Regions from separate parts of the Mus musculus genome. Here region 2 is linked to region 1. The links are chromatin loops, found by intact Hi-C in ENCODE. Cell type or tissue: gastrocnemius. All regions are shown on one strand. Links, peaks and the distances in the headings refer to the core of each region. The heading gives the core; the rest is flanking DNA. Region 1 holds the start of Zfp318 (zinc finger protein 318). Region 2 holds the start of Tjap1 (tight junction associated protein 1).

Region 1 (10,134 bases), core at 1,538-9,537:
TGAGCATAGTGACATGTGTCCTAGAAAAGCAACTTCTTAGGTGTCCCTGTGTGAGCAAGGTGCCCTGGAGGTAACCTTTTTCCCCAAGGAAAAGTCTTTCAATGACTTTCCTCTTTCTTACTCTTGAGTTGGTAATGGGTGAAGTCTAGAAAATTCTTGAGATTCCTTGGACCTGTTTCCTAAGTTCTGATGCAAAATATTGTGATTCTCTTTAAAATATATATATATAGATTTTCATGTGCATGAGCATTTTGCCTCCATTGTATGTATGTATATGCACCAGGAGTATAACTGGTTCCCATGGAGCCAGGAAAGGGCATTGAACCCCTGGGACTGGACAGTTGTAGACAGTTGTGAGCCACTCTGTAGGAGCTGGGAATTGAATCTGGATCCTCTAGAAGAGCAGCCAGTGCTCTTAACCTTTGAACCACATCTTCACAACCCCATTTCTTTTTGACCTACGGCTTCCCTCCCTACATAGCTGTCCTTGAATTCACTCTGTAGACCAGGCTGGTCTTGAAGTAGCCGATCCACTTGCCTCTGTCTTGCAACGGCTGGGACTGAAGGCCTGTCCTGCCACGCCCAGTCCTCTTTGATGCTGTTGATCTCGTCTTGCTCTGGCTTTTCTTAACCAAAGTACGAGTTTCTCATGTCACCTTTATTTGCTGTCTGCTACAGAGTCTAATTATAAGTCTGACTAAAAGTAGACAGAAGCAACCATGTTGCATCACATTCTGCACACGTAGACTGATGTCCTCCGTGAGATGAATTTGTCACATTTTAACTCAGCCTCCTACAAAGTCTCAGGATGTGGACAGAATTTAGATGTTTCTTCCCAGGATGTAACATGAGTGGCTTCTAGTCTGGTCCACAACAAAGTCCTCGTTTTGACCTGGAATCTCATGAATACAGCCTTTTCTGTCCATGGTCATGCTAGTATTCTGGTCTTCTGAGCTCACACAAAAACTACTCACTAAATGAAATAGTCTATGGTTTTTCTAGTCTGAATTTCCAAATTCCTCCAGAAAGATCAGTTCCCAAGGTTTAAGAACCACGTGGTCAAGGCAAACAACCCCATTACTGACTCGACTTCTCAGATACCCATTGTCTGTGCTGGTTGGCCTCTCATTGCTGTGAGAGACACCTGAGAGGAGATAACATAGGTAGGATTTTTTTCATTTTGCCTCAGTTTTAGACAATTTAGTCTATCGTGGCACGAAGAATGTGGCAGAACAAAGAGATCGGTACCACAGCACTGGAGAATGGAATGCAGGAAGGGACGAGGGCAAGCTATTGTCTCCAAGGCAATGCTGTGGGAGACAGTTTCATATTAAAACCATAACAGAATGCTATGACAATGTACCTAGTCCAAGAGGCTTGAATAATAGATATTTAACAAGACATGGCAGCTTGCACCTGTAATCCCAGTACTTGGGAGGCTGAAGCAGGAGGGTGGCTGTGATGAGCTCAAGGTCAGCTCGGGCTATACAGTAAGTTCCAGGCCTGCCCAGGCTACAGAATGACAGTCTCTCAGGCCTTGTGTGCTTTACAGGCCTGTAACCAACCCCTAAGCCCTGGGGAGGCAGGGCGATCAGGCATCCAAGGGCATCTTCAGCTACAAATCTGAAGCCAACCAGAACTAAGCAAGATCCTGTCTCAAAATAATAGTAAAAGACAGTTACTTCTCATAGTTGTAGAGTCTGAGAGGTCCAACATCGGGGTGTCAGCAGCTCAGGCTTCTTCTCTCCTTTGTGCATGGCTGTCTTCTCTGTGACCACACACAGCAGAACAACAGACTTCCATGTCTCTTTCTCTTCTGATGAGGCACAACCACACTGAGAGCACCTTGCCTTTCACACCTTCTCTAACCCTACTTCTGGAAATCATCACATTAGGGACGGGAGATTCGTCAGGTGACTTGGGTCCCACAGGACAGCCCACGGTGTGTGAAGGCTCTTAGCCATGTTCATCAAAAGACAAGTAAGAATGCATCGACTCGGTGACAGACAACAGCTGGGAGATGGTTTTAATTAGATTCTTTCCTGTTGTCGTTGACCTTTCAGCACAGGCCTCCAAGGCAGAAAGCCCCTTAGTAGATGTCGGGTTCTCCATCCCTTCATCCCAGAGGGACACGGTGAGAAATGGGGGACCGGCCTGCCTCCTGGCGTTCCTAATCCAGCCTGTTGAGGAGAGCTGAGGACCGTGTTGGAGAATTGCCTTTGGATTCTGCATTCCCTCTCCCACCATTCCACTCAGGGAAGAAAGAGTTTCCACAGAAGTCTAACCCACTCCCTGATCTTACCAGGCGTCAAGTGTGGAGCTGTTATCTGAAAGGAAGTTTAAAGGTTTGTTTGGTTTTGAGCCTGGAACTTTGGAAGGCTGTGAGAATCACTTCATAAGCCTGGTCACCCAGGTGTGTGCCCAGGAGGCTTTGGGACCCTGGACTGCACATTTGTATGCTGCAATAATACTACTGTTCACGATACCAGAGAGTGTTGGAAAGTAAAGGACTCTGCAAAGACTTCCATTGAGGCACAGGACTAATCTGCAGAGGGCAGGCACGGAGGGCAAGAAGGAGAGACTTGCCCTTTGCTTAAAGTATCTTAGTCAGGGTTTCTGTTCCTGCACAAACATCATGACCAAGAAGCAAGCTGGGGAGGAAAGGGTCTATTCAGCTTACACTTTCCACATTGCTGTTCATCACCAAGGAAGTCAGGACTGGAACTCAAGCAGGGCAGGAAGCAGGAGCTGATGCAGAGGCCATGGACGGATGTTCTTTACTGGCTTGCTCAGCCTGCTCTTTTATAGAACCAAGACTACCAGCCCAGAGATGGTCCCACCCACAAGGGGACCTCCCCCCTAAACACTTTATTATTGGAGAAAGACATAGGAGACAATGTTAATACTAGAACAGCAAATCCCAATTTAAAATGTATTGATTCTGGCCAGACAGTGGTGGCATAAACCCTTAATCCCAGCACTGGTCTACAGAGCAAGTTCCAGGACAGCCAGGGCTACACAGAAAAACCATTTTGAAAAAACAAAAAAAAAAAAAAAACAAAAAAAAAGGAAAAAAAGTATTAATTTTGGTTCTAAATAATGGTACTCCATATCTATATTCCCAGCACTTAGGAAGTAGAATCAGAGGATTAGGGGTTCAAAGACATCCTCTGATACATACTGAGTTTGAGACAAGCCTCAGGCAACTGAGACCCTAGTATGTACAATAAGCATTGACTTCAACTAAATATACATAGTGATTTATCTTTCCTCGTCTACTAAAGTAGATGGAGATAACTAAATACATACATAGGTAGTATAATAAAGACAGGGCACATACCTCTGGTAGATTAGCTTTTTCATCAAAATAACGTATATTTACAAATTATATCAATAATATAGGATAAAGCAAACAAGTGTAAGGGAATACAGCTGGTAACATTTTTATACTGGTGCCAGGTGGGAGGTCCATGACTTCAAGGCTAGCCTGATCTACATAGGAAATTCCAGACCAGTTAAGGCTGCATAGTGAAACCTGACTCTCAAAAAAAAAGGGACAGAAGCAAGATTTTTATTCTGAAATAGGAAGCTTATGACATTTATAAATAAGCAAATCGGCTTATATTTTAAACATAATTTAAAAACAAATTAACAAAGTCATATTTTTTTCTTTTCAGAAATCTGATTCTTGTTTTTTGGTGTTTTTTGTTTGTTTGTTTGTTTTTGTTTTTTGTTTTTCGAGACAGGGTTTCTCAGTATAGCCCTGGCTGCCCTGGAATTCTCTCTGTAGACCAGGTTGACCTTGAACTCTGAGATTTGCCTGATTCTGCCTCTGAGTACTAGGATTAAAAAGTTTGTGCCACCAATGCCTGGCTCAGAAATGTGATTTTTACACAAATTCAAGATTTATGTTTAGCTGGTGAAAAATATGAAGCTATTGTCTAGGTTCAACATATTTCCTCACTTTTGGTTTTTTCATGGTGTGAGATCCTCTGAAACTGGAGCCCCAAATGGTTGTGAACTACCACGAAGGTGCTAGAAAAAAGACCTCCGGAGCCATCTCTACCCAGGCCCTATTTTCCTATGTTTTGACTGACCCTTAGGGTCTTGTCTTTTTCTTTTTAAACATTTATTTCTATTTTCTGTGTATGAGTTTTTGCCTCCATGTGTTTCTGCACCACTGATATCTCAAAACACTTGCCAGGCCTGTCACGGTATGGGTTGCTCCGACAGTGGCCTTCACCACCATTTTACTGTAATGCTTGGCTAGAACATCTGGAAATTTTACTGATGTCTGTTGTGTTTGACTTTCACTTTTCTGTACTTTCTCATTTCTCGATTTAAACCTCTATAAGTTATTGGACTGGAAAGTTACCCGACTACGTCAAGCTTCCTCTGGGGGAAAAGGGATGGACACTCGTTGAGGTTCGTAGCTTCTGACAGGGTTTAGGTGTGAGTGTAGGGGGTCGTTTGCTTTCTCACTATATATAATCATTTCTGTAAAGCAGGTGGATTGCTATGGGCACGCACGCTCCAGGAGCCTGGGAACCAAGCTACTGAGGCCTCCGCTACAACCTGGCCCCGCCCACTCACCGGGCTCTCCGGCCCCGCCCACCGCGCCGGGAGGAGGAGAGGGGTGGTCTCTCTGCATCACGTGGTCTCCGGGGGAGTAGGGGGTGGGCGGCTCGCCGGTCGCCATTTTGCGCGGGGCCGAAAGGCGGGGCCTGCGCACTTCAGGGCGCGCGCCCCTGGTGCTCGCGCAGGCTCAGCGCTCCGCCCCACGGCTCCCGGCTCCTGAGGCCGCTCTCCGCGTCCAGCCGCGGGAGAGCCTGGGAGGACGAGGGGGTGTGGCGTGTCGGCGCGTACCCGCGCCCTCCAACCGCTGGCCGGTGGGGCGGGGCCGCGGGGAGGGGGCCGCTCCGTCCGCGAGGGCGGCGCGCTGCGGTGTCCGCGGCGGCGGTGCCTGCGGCTGTGGCGGCACGCTCCCGAGCGGCGTCCGCGGCGCTCCCGGTAGCCATGTACCGCAGTGGCTCCCGCTCCTCCGTCTCTTCGCACCGGTCGAAAGACGGCAGCGCGAGCGGCCCTCCGCCGGGCCGTCCCGTGGGCGCCTCCTCAGGCCCCACACGCCGCCCCTCGTCGCCGCCGCCGCCCTCTTGCTCCTCGCTGCGGCTCCCCGCCCGCCGCCACCGCTCGCCCTCAGGCCACCGCGGCCGCTGGGCCTCGCCGTCCCCGCCTCGGGGTCGTCGCGGCTCCCCGTCCCCGCCCCGCGGCCGCCGGGCCTCACCGTCTCCGACCCGCGGCCGCCGGGCCTCGCCATCCCCTCCGCGGGGTCGTCGTGGCTCCCCGTCCCCGCCGCGCGCCCGTCGCGGCTCCCCGTCGCCACCGCGGAGCCGGCGACACTACCCACCTGGCCTGGGTGGCTTCCGAGGCAGCATTCGAGGCGAGTCCCGCGCCGACTTCGCCCGGGACGGCCGCGGAGACCATCCAGGCGGCGGCGGCGGCAGTCGGGTAATCCCACCCTTCGCCCATGTTGCCCCCATGTCCCCAGCCCCCGGGCCCTCAGGCCAGAGTCCGAATGTCCGAGTCTTCCCCGCTCCCTGACAGTCCTGGGTGCCTCCTTTACACAATAACGGACCCGGGACCCGTTCGGTCACCCGTGTTGGAACAGAACAGGACGCCCGGTTTCTAGGGGGAAGAGGCTTTCGCTCTTGCTATGTGGAAAAGTTCTCCAAGGCGAGGGGCATTTCATCCATACTGACTGGCGCTTTGGCGTTTCCCTTTGGGTTTGATCAAATTCGTTGCTTTAAGGCCCGAGTTTAGCAGAACATCTGAAATGCCTGGTGGCCAGTGAGGAAAGCTTGAACCAAAGCAGACTGGATGCTTTAGCTGTCATGGAGTCTCAGTTATAGCTGTTATTCCGACGAGAGGTGTGCATAATCAATCATTGTGATTGCTGCCATCAGCTAGAGACACAAGAGCAGCTACCAGCAATCTTTTAGGGCTCACGGTCCCTTGAGGTAAAGCAATAGCAATAGGTGTTATCACAGCCAAGGAACCAGCTCAGAGAGGTTTAAGTAGCTTGATCAAGGTGACACACAAGTGATGGAGCTGTGGTTCAGCTCACATGTTGGATTCTCACAGCCTGCGATTTTACATGTTAAAATGTGCTGCTGCTGGAGGGACAAAATGTGGGATTAATTTATGGTTGTGGTGGGTGTAGCTGAGTAGTACTCAGTAGGGCTTACAAAACTGTAAAACCCGATTTGGAATCTTAGCATCCTAATTTTAAATAAAGGTGCAGGTGTGATAGTGACCCCTCAGCTGGCACTACAGTGCCCTAGTGTTCTGGTCATAAACTGATTTGTCACATTGTGAAGACTTCTCAAAGCCCTCACTAGAGAGGAATCGAGTAGAATACTGCAGCCTCCCCCTTCTGGGTGCTGTACTCACTCCAGCTCCAGTTCTCCGTCCCATAGGAAAATGCTTTCTCTTACCACCCGAACATTTACCTCATGCTTCAAGGGAAGCCCCCAGGCTATCCTGTCATCTCTCACCACTCTGAAGGCCCTGCTGCCTCTTCCTCAGATTGGTACAGTTGCCTTCTTCGTAATTGAGCCTTGCTACTCACCATTTATCTTTTCTGTGTTCAGCCATCAAATTGATTTTTAAAAATATTTTGAATAGTGTGTGTTCAGGTGTACCTGTGAATGAGGTATATATGTGGGAGTGCAGATGTTGTGGAGGCTTTGGATTCCTTGGAGATGGTTGTCAGCAAGATGGTTGAGTGCCTGGTCCTTTGGAGGAACTCACTCTTAACTGGAGCCTCCACACTGATTTTCAGCCTTCATTTTATACATTTAATAAGCATCTATTGAGCATCTGCCATGAATTAGATACAGTTACGATAAATAGATGAAGTTAGAAATTCCGTGGTGTGTTCAATGTGATTAAGGGCTAAAACCAAAATCAAGTTACAATTTCAAGGAAAAAAGCCTCATGAGAAGTGAGTCTTTGATTAAGACCGTAAGAGATAAGAGATCAAGTAGTCCAAGCATCAGGAGGGAAATTGTAGTTGGCTCACATGACTTTAATGCTTGAAACCCTCCTGTGCCTCTTATCACATTATCAAATCCAAATTTCCTAATTTTGTCTCTCTTTTCTCTGTGACATTGCTGCAGCTGTCCTGGCCTCTTTTCTGTTACCCAAAGCATACTGATTCATTCCTGAGCTGTTTCCTTTGGCCTGAAACATGTGCTTTTCTTTGAAGGACCTATGTGCCTTCGATTTAGTAGCAGCATCCCAGAAATACTACCTCTAATCATCTTCTTTTGAGTGATCCCTCCTTTTCCTTGTCTTTTAAAGTACTTAAAACATAATTGGTTTTGCCTCTTCTCCTTTAGTTAGACATATATGTGTGTGTGTGTGTGAATGTGTGTGTGTCTATGTCCTGAGAGCCAGGATTTTTACTTGGCTATTCCCATGTTTCATACAAAAAGAGGTCCTGTTTCCCCACCCCCCCCCTTTGGTTTTTTGAGACAGAATCTTTCTGTGTAGCCTCTGCTACACAGTGGACAATTTTTAGGAATGAGTGGAGAATATAAACTCACCCTCTCCTCTCTCAGGGTGGTGGTGCACGCCTTTACACTGGGGAAACAAGAGGCAGGTGGATCTGAGTTCAAGGCCAGCCTGGTCTACAGAGTGAATTCTAGGACAGCCAGGGCTATACAGAAACTGTCTCAAGAGATTTTTTTCCTCTTAAGGAAACTTCTAAATTCTTTTTTATTGTAGAATGGTCCCTTACCGTGATAGACAACAATTTTATAAGTAAGGAGAACATTTTGGGCATAGAGATGTGTTCATGTTTTCACTTTTGTTTTAACTTTTTGTAGAGACGTTCTCCTGGTCTGTGTTCTGATTCTTCTTTGGAGGAGAGTTTAAGGATCACAGTTGGCAATGACCACTTCTGTGTTAGCACACCAGAGCGGCGGCGGCTCAGTGACCGGCTGGGATCTCCAGTGGATGGTCTGCAGGACATGGACAGGTAGGCTTCAGCTATGGCAGGTGCACCATACTTGCTCTGGAAGGCAGAATATTGTTGTTTTCTGAGTGATGTATCTGAAAGTTGGTGCCAGCACTGAAGTCAAACAGTATCTGTGTCCAGTGGAAGATAGAACACTGGAAAAGGCTTTCTGAGTGGGAAGAGTATGTTGATATAGATTCTGTTTCTGAATATAATGTATGCTAGAAAAAGAACATCATGGTACAAGTAGAAAGAGAAGCTAAGGGAACATAAATCAAATATTGGATTAAAATCTAAAAAGATCCCCTTATACAATGAAGGTTTTGGACAAAATGGAAAGTCTCTTTTTTTTCCCTCCTCCTCTTCCTCTTCTTCTTCCTCTCCCTCCTCCTTCTCCTCTTCTTTTTTTTTTTAAAGAGAGGGTTTCTCTGTGTATCCTGTCTGTCTTGAAACTCAGTCGGTAGACCAGACTGGCCTCAGAGATCCTCTTGCTTCTGCTTCCCAAGTGCTGGGATTAAAGGCATAGGCCCCACTGTATACAATGTTTAAAGTTTTCTTATTGATGGAGGATTTAATTTTACTATAGCCCTGGATGAGTTTGAACTTACAGAGTTCTGCCTCTGCTTCCCAGTGCTGGGATTAAAGGCTTGTGGTAGTCTACTTGGCTTTTTTAAGGTATGGGACAGTGTGTGTAGCCCTGGCTGGCTGACCTGGAACTCAACAAAAATCTTCCTGCTCTGCTTCCTGAATGCTGAGATTACAAGCATGACCCCAACATTCAACTACAAAATTAGCTTTGTTTTTGTTTTGTTTTTGTTTTTTGAGACAGGATTTCTCTGTGTAGCCCTGGCTGTCCTGGAATTCACTTTGTAGACCAGGCTGGCCTCGAACTTGGAAATCTGCCTGCCTCTGCCTCCTGAGTGCTGGGATCAAAGGCGTGCACCACCACGCCTGGCCAAAATTAGTTTTTAATGATTTTTTTTAGCATATTCAGGCCAGAATATAGATCCTGAAAGCATTTAAGTAAATAATGCATGTGTGTATATTAAATGTATGAAGCAGTAATAGAAAGCTAGAGATCTTTAAGGTTTTTGTGTGATTACTGCTTACAGTTCTTGAGTGCTAAGGAAAAGTAAACTATACAGTGTTGAATGTAGACCTTAATTACTAAAAGTTATATATGAGGATTAAATAACTTTATTACCTCACAAAAGGAAAAAGGTATGGATGGGAGTGCAGGACAGCCTGTTCTCCATCTTAGCATGTCTGTCAAAATCTCTGTCTAACACAGTGGAGTTTTCATAAGTAACTCATAGTAATCAATCAAGGAAATAGTGTTTGTTACAGGCATTGTTGAGTGTTGTATAGTGTACAGGCAGGCAGATAGGCACAGCTGGGCTGGAAATCTGAGGATAGTGATATTTACTTTAAGCTCCACTGGCTATGGGTGCAGTGAAGCAAGGGAGGACAGTCATATAGCACAGAAACTTCTGAAGGTTGAGCTTCGAGGTATCTGACTGGATCCTAATTGAGTCAATGGTTCTTGCCCTTCCGTCTGCTTCTATTTTGGGAGATGATTGAGTAGGTGGACTCCCCGGGGTGATGGTACAGGGTGTGAGTCTCTTCCTTCCTTGCTGGTTTTTGTGGTACTTAGACTGTATTTCCTCTTTGTTATGGGTATATGCTTCTGATAACTAACCTCCCCCACCTCTCATTTTGTTTTGTTTTGTTTTTGTTTTTGAGACAGGGTTTCTCTGTATAGCCCTGGCTATCCTAGAACTCAGAAATCCGCCTGCCTCTGCCTCCCAAGTGCTGGGATTAAAGGCATGCGCCACCACTGCCTGGCAACAACTCTCTTTTTAAGTAATAAAAAGTTAATTTTCCTCATAAAATGTTTAGAACTATAATGCTTCCAGAATCATGTGTTTTAGAGAAAGTGAGATAAGGGTCTACATGAGAACTGTTGGGTTGTTTTTTTATATTTTTATCACCTGCGTGTTTGTGGTTACTTTTTTTGTTGTTGTTTTTTCAGGACAGGGTTTTTCTGTGTAGCCTTAGGTATCCCGGAACTTTGTAGACCAGGCTGACCTCAAACTCAGAGTTCGGAGTGCACC
Region 2 (10,134 bases), core at 1,235-9,234, 100 kb before region 1:
CACAAAGGAATACATCCCTCTTTAATCTATGCTAGAGTGCAGGGCTGCTTTGAGATGTGGCCCTGGCTAGCCTGTCTGTCTCTGGCCAGGGCTCCACCACCATGCCTGAGTCAGAGTGGATCCCAATGTCAGTCTGCTCGCTCACAAAGGCCCAAGGTTGTGTAAAGGGCAGTCACTAAACTGAGTTCTGGAAGGAGAGGACCGGCCTTCCTCTGCACTGGCTCTGCATGGTGTATTATTTCTAAGAGTAAACAGAAGGTAAGGGCAGAGTCCCAGAAAAGATGTCTATACACCCAAACTCCGTCTCCCATGGGTGTATACGGAGCCAACAGGACAGGCAAACACGAACTGAGGGAGACAGTGAAGCAAACAAGAGACAGGTCTCCTCTAGGCATATCTAAATTAACTGCACATACGCCATGCCCGCGGTGCGGCCACCCTGGAAGCTGAGGCGAAGGGATCAACTTTAAAACCCAGGAGGCACTGGGGATTCAGTTGGGTGGAGTACATGCCTAGCCTATGTGAAGGCCAAGGGTTCAGAACCACCTATCAATGAGCACAGGAGGCTGTGGCTAGCTGGGCCACAAAAAAGGTAACGTCACATAAATACAAATGCCTGAGTGGGGAGGGGCTAGAGAGGTTCTCTCAGCAGTTAGGGGTATGTACTGTTCTTCCAGAGTTCAAGTCCCAGAAGGCACAGCAAGTGGTTCACAACCACGCGTAACTCTAGTCCAGGATGATCGTCACCTCTACCTTCTAATTAAAAACAAAACAAATAGTTTTAAAAATAGTAATGATGATGACTATGCAGCCCTGGCTGGCCTGGAACTTGCTAAGTAGACCAGGCTGGCCTCAAAACCACAGAGATCCAACTGCCTCTGCCTCTTGAGTACCAGGAATAAAGATGTACACAAGGCCTAGCCCCAAAACAATTTTTTTAACTTATTACACACACACACACACATATTACATATATATCCAAATAAACTAGTTCATTCAATTGCTGAAACAAGTTATCCTGAGTTCACATCCTGCAGGGCCCTGCCACTTACTAACTGGGGATCCTTGAATAAATGACTCAACCACTGTACTTCATTTCTTTATCTGTGAAATAGGACGGTAAACAGCAGATCTTCTTCATATATCTGCTACTCAAAAAAGTAGCTATTGCACGCAGAGTGCTTCCAGAAGAGAACGTCCTCAGTATTCCTGCTCCCCAGCAAAGACAAAAACTTCCAGCCTCAGCATCCTGACATCGCCTTACGCAGCTTAAAAGGTGGCACTGCATCTTTGTAGCATCAGGCTAGCAGCCCACCGGTACAAATCCTCCATCAATCACAGGGCCAATCGCAGGGATCCGACGAGCATAACAGTATTTTATCAGGCGTCAGGGAGAGTTGAAGCACATTCATGAACCTTTACAACACATATGAGATAGGTACTCTTACTACCTCCACTGAGCAATGAGAAACTGAGGTGCATAGAACTATGCAATTAAGAAAGGTCAAACAAGTCGGGCAGTGGTGGCGCACGCCTTTAATCCCAGCACTCGGGAGGCAGAGGCTGGCGGATTTCTGAGTTCAAGGCCAGCCTGGTCTACAGCGTGAGTTCCAGGACAGCCAAGGCTATACAGAGAAACCCTGTCTCTAAAAACCAAAAAAAAAGAAAGAAAGATAGATAGGTAAGTCAAACAGCCACAGTTGGGATCCAACTAGCAAGCTAGCTCTGTGTATCAGTTTTTGTTCTTTTGTTTTTGAAACAGGTTCCAAGTAGCCTAGGCTAGCCTCAAATACGTTATGTAACTTAAGGACAGTTTCGAACTCCTGATCCTTCTGCCTCCATGGTCGAATACTAAAGTCACTAGTGTATACCAGCTCAATTCTCTTAGCTGCTCAACATTCAACGTACTGCTCTTTTCCCCCTTTTTTCTCTCTCTTTCTCTTCTTTCCTCAGAAACAGGGTCTATGTAGACAAGGCTGGCCTCAAACTACCAATCCTCTTTCCTCAGCCTCCTGCATGCTAGAATTATAGGTGTGTGCTACCGTGCCTGGCTATCACACAATTCTAACTGATTACAATTCCCAAGGAACCATACACACAAATTCTCTTCAGGGGGAAAAGAAAAAGGGTTCCCAAACTTCTAGAAAGGAATCTGAAGCTGAATCTCCTCAGTCCTTGAGCCCCTGGGCACACTGCAGCTAGACTAGCGGCTCTGACTGAAGGCCTCCGCCTCGAGTGAACGTTTGGTGGTAGGAATATGCATGCAGCGAACAAGACATGATTAGTGAGAGCATCTCGACAAAGCCAGACCTCCCGATCCACTCATCACACACAAGCAGGCCCCCACATACACTTTAATAAGAAAGCTGATTCCACCGGGCACAGTGCTGCACTCCCGTAGACCCAGCTACTTGAGATGCTGATGTAGAAGGATCACTCGAGCCCCAGAGTCTGAGGTTAGCCCAGGCAATACAGCAAAACTGCCTCAAAGAAGAAAAGAGAAAAACAGACCAAAAAAAAAAACCTCACAAGCTGGCCACAGTCATTTATGTCTATAATCCCAGCAACCTGGAGGAAGACACATCAGGAAATGAACGGCCATTAAGTTCAAGACCAGCCTGAGTTTTACAATGGGTTCGAGGCTAGACTGGGTCAGAGTGAAACTGTCTTCTTAAAAAACAAAAAAGCTAATTGGGGGCTGGAGAGAATGCTCAGCAATTAAGCGTGTTTACTGTTCTGCAGAAGACCTGGGTTCAGTTCCCATAAGGCAGCTCTCAGATGCCCCTTTCTGCAGTCTGAGAGCTCCTGAAAACACATGGTGCACATACATACTCAGGCACACACAAACCCATGAGAAATGGCTTAGCAGTTAAGGGCACTAGCTGGTCTTCTAGAAGTGGGTTCAATTCCCAGCGCCTACATGGCACCTTATCACCATCTGGAACTCCAGATCCAAGGGATAGGATACCTCTTCTGGCCTTCATGGGCACTAGGCACACATCTGGTATACAAATATATCTGCAGCCAAAACACTCACAAACATAAAATAAAAATACTTTAATTACAATATTTAAAATAAACTAAGCTAGGCATTGTGTGTTCATGAGTTTAAGGTCAGCCTGAAGAGTTCTAGGCCAGCCAGAACTACACAGTAAGACCCTGACTCAAAAACAGTAACAAACAAACAAAACAAATCAAAACAAAAAAACCCCACTAACAACAACAAAAACCTCAAATGTCAGAGGCAGGCTCACAACTCTATCTGCCCCGGGGCAGCAACATAGTGAAGACTGTATTAATACTCTCAGCCTTCAGGCCCCTTTCTCTCCAGCAGTAAGTTCACTACATGGAAGACCAGGCTCCCTCTGAGTACAGAGATTGCCTTTTCTTTTTTAAATGAGATCTGCTAAAGCACATAGAAAAGATGAAGAGAATGCTAACCAGAAAAGGGCACGTTCTGTAATTTTTCCTGCCTCTAGCTCACCAATACAGCTGCAAAGTGACATGTTTATGGGGGATTGTCAGGGATAAAGAGTGTTCACAACTTTCCCCAGGTCACACTGACCCCTGCCCATGGAAGCTCATCTGAGTCCTAGCCCGACTTTCCCTCACCTGGGACACAGCTCCCCCAGGCCACAACCAAGGAACACCAATAACATCTTCTTACCAAAAAGGAAAAAAAAATGCCAAAGCAGACATGCACCAGGAGTGAATTCGGGAGCTGCTCATAGAAATGACCTAAACGTCGGTGAACCCCATCAGAAAGTTGATTGTGACTCCCCATCGTCTGCCACCCACCGCAGGTCTACTACTTCCAGGCAGAATGGCACATTTGACAACTTGAGGGGGAAAATGGAAGAAGACATGGTAACACAAACAGGGAGCTGCTTTGTGACAAGAATCCGCCAGAATACTTTCAGCTCACTCTGCATAGAGAGTTCCAGGCCAGGAAGAGCTACCCTGTGAGACCCTATCTCAAAAAACAATAAACAAAACAATTAAGAAAGGAAGACTATTTTTAGTGGACCGTCTACTTGCCCAGAGTTGTTTATACAGCTGAAGGCAAGCAACACTCAACTCTACACCAGCTCCCACAAGGTAGCCAGCAGTCTTACCAAACACCAACTAAAGATCACAGTCAAAACAAAAAACAAAAAAACAAAAAACAAAAACCTCTGTAGAAGAGCAAGCAAACTTCTCGGATTAACTGATTCACCAAATCCATGGATCCTCTCCCAGGGAGATTATCGCTCAAAACCCTGCCTCTGCAAACCATCTTACCCGCTCTGGGGTTGGGCTGGGGCAAGTTGCTACCTCTTCTTTCCAAGCAGGCAATGTGATTTCTTCCAGTCCCTGGGGCCCTTGGGTCTTCAAGCTGAAATGGGGGCAGACGTTGCTATAGGGGCTATGGGTAAGGCTAATCTAAGCCTGGAAGAGGGTCACACGACTGGCTTCGGTCCCCTCCTTGGGAGACCCGCCCTGCACGCTCCACATCTCACTCCTACCCCTTCCCGACTACGAGAGCCATCTCCCCTCCCACCGGCCTGGGGGAGTCAGGCCTCTGCCTCGCGCTCCAGGCTTCCTTACTCTGAGAGAAGTAACTTTTTCAATCCGTGAGCGATTGCTCCTCCAGAAGCCGAACCACACCTATTTCTGGCTACCCCCCACCCCCGCCCCATCTCCTCCCCTAGGGCTGCCACCAAATTCCAGGCTCCCTCCCCTCCGCCCCCATCGGCATTTTTTTTTCTTTCCGCCTCCAACCCTCCTCCATCCTGGCATCCTAGTTCTCCACCTCGGAGCTGTTCCCTCCCTCCATCTCTACTCCATGCTAGAGTTCCGCAAACCCCCTCAACTCTCGCCACCCAGCGCGACTACTCAAAAATCCCACAACAAACTTTCTGCCGGGGCCTCTCCTTCAGGCAGCCATCTTGCCGCGGGGCAGGCCGGGTAGGGGCCTGGACCGCGGGAATCCCCACGCACCGGGCGCCGTGCGTCATCGGAGGGGCGGGCCTGGGGGCGGGGCCTCGGGGTAAAGCGTTAGGACTCCTGGTGATGCTGGGAAAGTGGGAATCTCCTCCTTTGCAGACCTGGTAAGGGAAGAAGGAAGTCGGTGTTGGAAGTAGGACTCAACAGTGAGAAAGGGGAAAAGGCTGGTACTGTGGGAAAAAATAGAGAACAACGCTTAAAAAATACAAGATGCTTCGTATACAAAGAAAAATACCAACACACCCCTCCACGTACCCCGACTCTCATTGCCACTCCCACCCATCAGGCCTCATTGGCTGGCCTTGGAATGTGAACTCACTTTGTACCTTGAACTCACAGAGAGCCTCTGGCTTCTGACTTCAGGGTGCCACACAAGGCAAAGGAAAATGCCAGCTTTTCATCTCAACGGAAGATAACGCACGACCCAGTCTCTACCACCCTTTTCAACCGTGCTTCCCACCTCTCCCAAAAGTCTTCAGGTTCTTAAATTGTCTTGTGTTATCAGAAAATCAAGCCTTGAGATCTGCAATCCAGTTCCTCCACTCAGGAGGTCAATTTTATACTGTTTTTGGAGGGAGGGGAGAGTCAGCCCAGGCTGACTTCAAATTCATTATGTAGCCCAGGCAAGCATCGAGACGCACCTGGTATTACGGGTATTAGACGGTAGGCCCAGTTTTCAGTTGCCATTCTTAAACTGTCAACGCTTCCAAAAAGCCTTCTCTTTGAAGCTCCTTTTACTAGACGGCTCTAACTAGTTACACCGAACTTTATAACAGATATCCTGTACCATAATTATTTATGAGTTTACTTTATGTGTATGTGCCCACGTCTCTGTATGTGCATGCAGGAGCCTGTAGAGGTCAGAAAAGGGTATGGCATCACCGGGAAATGGAGTTATAGGCAGTTGTGAACCACCATGTAGGTGCTGGGAGCTGACCTTGGGTCCTCTGCAAGGGCAGCAGATGCTCTTCACGGCTGAGCACCTCTCCGGTTCCAGAGTTGTTGTTTTACTTGCTGCGTCCCTTTGCCCTAACGTCTCTTCAAGTCAAAGAGCACGTGTGGATGTCCCATAGCAGGTGCACAGCCCACAACAGTGGTTAGGCAGCAGGTTTTCCTGGGGCCTGCTAAGCATGTTGAGGCTTCCGGCTTTCTGTTTCCTGTGGCTGGAATGTTCTCCTTCTAGGGAGTCACCAACAGGTGTGTCCTTGTTCAAATGATCACGTCTGTGGTCATTCAGGATCCCAGTCACACACACACACACACACACACACACACACACCCAACTGCTTCATTTAACGTTTACTCACATGGAGACCATTATTATCTGACATCATATTAAATCTTTCTTTGTTTACTGACCATCTGTCCTACTATCATGAAAACTCCTAATTTTTTTCCTCATTCAGCACAGTGCCCTTAGTGTCTAAATTGTTTGCACCAAAGTAGGTACTCAGTAAAGATTTGTTATTCAATAAATGATCTGGAAGTGAGTGGCTGGAAGATTCTGGAATCTAGCAGTGGGAAAGAAGAGTCATGCCCCACCCCCCGCCCCAAGACACCTCTGGGCCCTGGCGGGGATGGTGGCAAGGCCAAACCCTGCAACAAAGGAGAACCTGAGAGGGGAGTCAGCTGGAAGTCTGCCTCTGTGTCCTCAGGGAGCACGGCCCTTTTGAAAAGACTCCAGGACTAGAAGAAGCCAGGTAAAGGAAACAGGGAGGACTCGTGGCCAACCAGTTTGCTCTGACCTAAAGACATCAATCTACCCCAAGCCCAGGCCCCGCTTGACCAGATGGTTCCGGAGAAGCCTCAGCATCTGTCCCTCCATAAATTATCCAGCTCTCCTTCCTGCCAGTCTTCTCTGGTGACAGCCGGAACAATCGTCCAGGAATTCCATCTGCTACTCCTGCGAGGTCCCCTCTATAGCTCATCAACATTTCATAGCACAGAGGTGTCCCATTTCCCTGGCCCAAGATGGGAGCTGGGTCAGTCCCTGGGTGAGCTGGTTTCTACTACCCTCCCCAGTCAGCACACACAAATAAAACCTCCCAGAGGATCCCAGGTCTCTAGAGGACAGAGTCCCACATCCTTTTCTTTTTTTGTTTGCATTGTTTTATTATTTTAAAAAAATCAACAAAAACAAAACAGGGTCTCTCTACATAGCTCCAACTGTCCAGGAACTCACTATGAACACCAGACTGGCTTCAAACTCAGAAGTACACGGACCTCTGACTCCCCAGTGCCCCAATTGGCGGTAAGCAACACAGTGCCTTGCTGGAATCCCACACTATATTTCCCATCACCCCCTGTGCTCTTCTATCACATATAGTTTCGAAAACAAGATTACACTGATAAAATTGATCACATAGTTTTTTTTGTTTTGTTTTGTTTTTTTTTATGAAACTCGAAATAAGGGGCTGGAGGTGTAGCTCGGGGGTAGCTTTCATAACAATTATAACTTGGTATAATTAAGAACCTGTTTCAATCCTTCCCACCTAAAACAGGACAAACTGGCTCCTGACCATTACACAGCTCCATTCGGTTCCCTTTAAACTGCTCACTCAGCACTTTTAAAATGTGCCGTTTGCTGAGAGAGGATAACACAGGCTCAAAATGAAGATAAATTGACTTAAAAAAAAAGTTTATAAACAAAACCTTTAGCCAGATGATAGTGGTGCACGACTTTTATCCCAGTACTCTAGAGGCAGAAGCAGGTGGATCTGTGTACATTCAAGACCAACCTGGTCTACAAACGATGTTCCAGGACAGGAAGGGCTGTTGTACAGAGAAAACTTATTTGAAAATAAGTAAATAAATAATATCACAAGCTCAGAATTTGAATCCAGGAGGCTGCTGTACCCCCTCTTTGTGACGTTGGTTGGACACAGAGAACACCTGAATTAGCTCAGTTCCCTGCTACAGAGAGGCATTGAAGATTGTTTCAGAGCCAGGTGTGTTCTTGCATCCCTAGAGCTGTACCACGTGGGTGGGGAGAAGGGGCCTGGAAGGATGGAAGTAGAGACAGCACAAGATGATCAAGAGCATTCTAGGCTGCGCAGAGTTAAAGACAAGCCTAAGTTCCATGAGCCCCTGTCTCAAAACCTGAAACCCAACAAAAAAGATCATTTCAAAAGATAATGATCAGTTAATTTCCTAAAGTTTCAGTTGTCCATAGCTCCTTCCTAACTTCCTTCTAATGAAATCTATGGTGCATAAAGTTTTGCTACATACATTGTCTTTTTCCAACCTTAGGATATTGAGTTTGTCGGAAGGTTAAGAAATATAATTTTAGCTGTGTATGAAGGTATTGCAGCAGCAAAAGAAAGCCAAAAGCAAAGCAGGAGAAATGAAGAGAGGCCACAGCTCCTCCAGGAGCCCAAGCCCACACCTGGGTATGGCGCACTTCAAGTGACTTTCTTAGCGAAGACTAAACATGTCTTCAGTAATGTCAACATCCAAGAGATGGAAGCAGAAAGATCGCGGTGATTTCAAGGACAGTCTGGCTTCCATAGACAGCTTCAGCCTGTGTTACGCTGTGAGGCCCTCACGTGTGTACAGCATACACAGACTTAGGGGACATTATGGTAAGCGAGCTAGTCGAGGACAACAGGAGCCCACCCTGGTGTCACAGGCCGGTAAATCACAGCTACTAGGGATCCTGAGGCACAGAGATCAGATCACAAGGTCAAGGGCAGCTTGCGTGACTTAAAGCAGAAAACACAAAAGGGGATAGAGGATGTAGCTCAACAGTAGGGTACTTGCTGGTCACATGGGAGGCTCCCAGCACTATAAATAAATAAATAAATAAACAAATAAATACACAACTGCTGTTATTTTAGTGACCTAGTAGTCACATTTATAGAGATAGAAATGGATGGAGGCTCCCAGCACTATAAACAAACAAACAAACAACTGCTGTTATTTTAGTGACCTAGTAGTCACATTTATAGAGATAGAAATGGATTCTGTTTGGCTATGCAGGCAGCAGTAAGGCTGGATGATTCTGTCCCATCTCTGCCAAATCAGCAGGCCTTCCCCCACCCCCAACCCCCAACCCCCACCCCCTATCCACTCCAGGTCAGTGTGTGAGACTTGGCCTTGGAAATTCTGCTCTCTTGTAAACTCAACAGTTGTTTCTACAGGAAAAGCAGAAAAAGGGGCTCCAGGTTCCAGAAGCATCCGGGAATGATACCTGGAACAGCGGCTAGGGAGGCTGAGTCACTCCCACCTGGGGCCTGGGTCACCCCCTCATTCACCTTAGGCAGTGCAGGTGGCAGAGACATGCATGTGAACACTTGGTGCTGCTGTACCTTTCCCTCACTGTCTGGATGAGTGACTCCCCGTCCTGCCAAGTCTGTGAACATGCGTCTGAACATGCTTAGGGTCTAAGTGGTCCTTCTCTTGCCATTTTAAAAAAGAGCATATTCAACTGGTCATCAGGCAAGACCCCTCTTCCCTATCACTCCTCAACACTCATGCCTGCTCTCAGCATCCACCCATCCTAACACAGCCTCCTCCCGTGCCCTGGGCAGGAAATTCCAGGTATCCCAAGCAGGACATCCAGGGCCTAAGACTTTGCACAACAGGTAAAACAGTCCTTGAGGCACACAATGGGTTCCAGTAACACACACACACACACACACACACACACACACACACACACACACACACACGCGCGCGCGCGCGCCGCGCTAGCCAAAAGTGGGGAACAATGGCTGGACTTGGATTTCAGCTCTTGAACAGCTGGCTCTGATGATGCTTCAGAGGTAGGATGGGGGTGGGTGGAAAACAGGAAACAGCCAGAGGGAGGCTGCTTACAACATTTGTTGTAGGACTCAAGGGCCCCTCTGCTGGCAGATTGCCCCCTGAGAGATGCACTTCCTGGATAATCTCCCTCCCAGCACCGGCTCAGCCCCCCCCCCCCCCAAGTCTAAAGTCCTTACTGGACTGGCTAGAACTGGCTTAGAGAAACACAGGACAGTACAAGCAGATAAACTGCCCTAACTTGGTGAGAACAAAGGCACGCTCTACAAGCCCTTAGGACTCCTCCAGGTCCAGAGCCTGCAGGAGCATCTATCCCTCTGTTTATTAGGAGTATGTGGGCAAATGAGAGGGTGTGGCTCCTCTTTTAGACTGTGAGAAGCTTGGTGA

What was found. A loop is a pair of places that touch in the nucleus more often than their neighbours do. Peaks named below come from ENCODE experiments on the same cell type or tissue, not always from the same donor. Only the 100,000 strongest peaks of a DNase experiment are listed, where the experiment ranks them.
Region 2: it touches region 1 in a loop (2.8-fold over the local background); 3 of 42 quality-filtered maps call a loop at or near these places.

The regions. Positions count from the first base shown.
Region 1 is chr17:46,378,823-46,388,956 of GRCm38, forward strand. It overlaps Zfp318 (zinc finger protein 318), which reads left to right and starts at 4,944. Exons shown (of 10, transcript NM_207671.4): 1 at 4,944-5,508; 2 at 7,890-8,041. The coding sequence starts at 5,017. In gastrocnemius, for the core only: CTCF peaks have their summits at 4,790 and 4,995; DNase peaks (open chromatin) are centred at 4,686 and 5,481; H3K4me3 peaks cover 2,567 bases; H3K27ac peaks cover 2,233 bases.
Region 2 is chr17:46,278,065-46,288,198 of GRCm38, forward strand. Tjap1 (tight junction associated protein 1) reads right to left here and starts at 4,962. Exons shown (of 10, transcript NM_001252474.1): 1 at 4,896-4,962; 2 at 4,282-4,375. In gastrocnemius, for the core only: no CTCF peak of the experiment used is centred there; DNase peaks (open chromatin) are centred at 4,978 and 6,736; H3K4me3 peaks cover 2,083 bases; H3K27ac peaks cover 3,786 bases.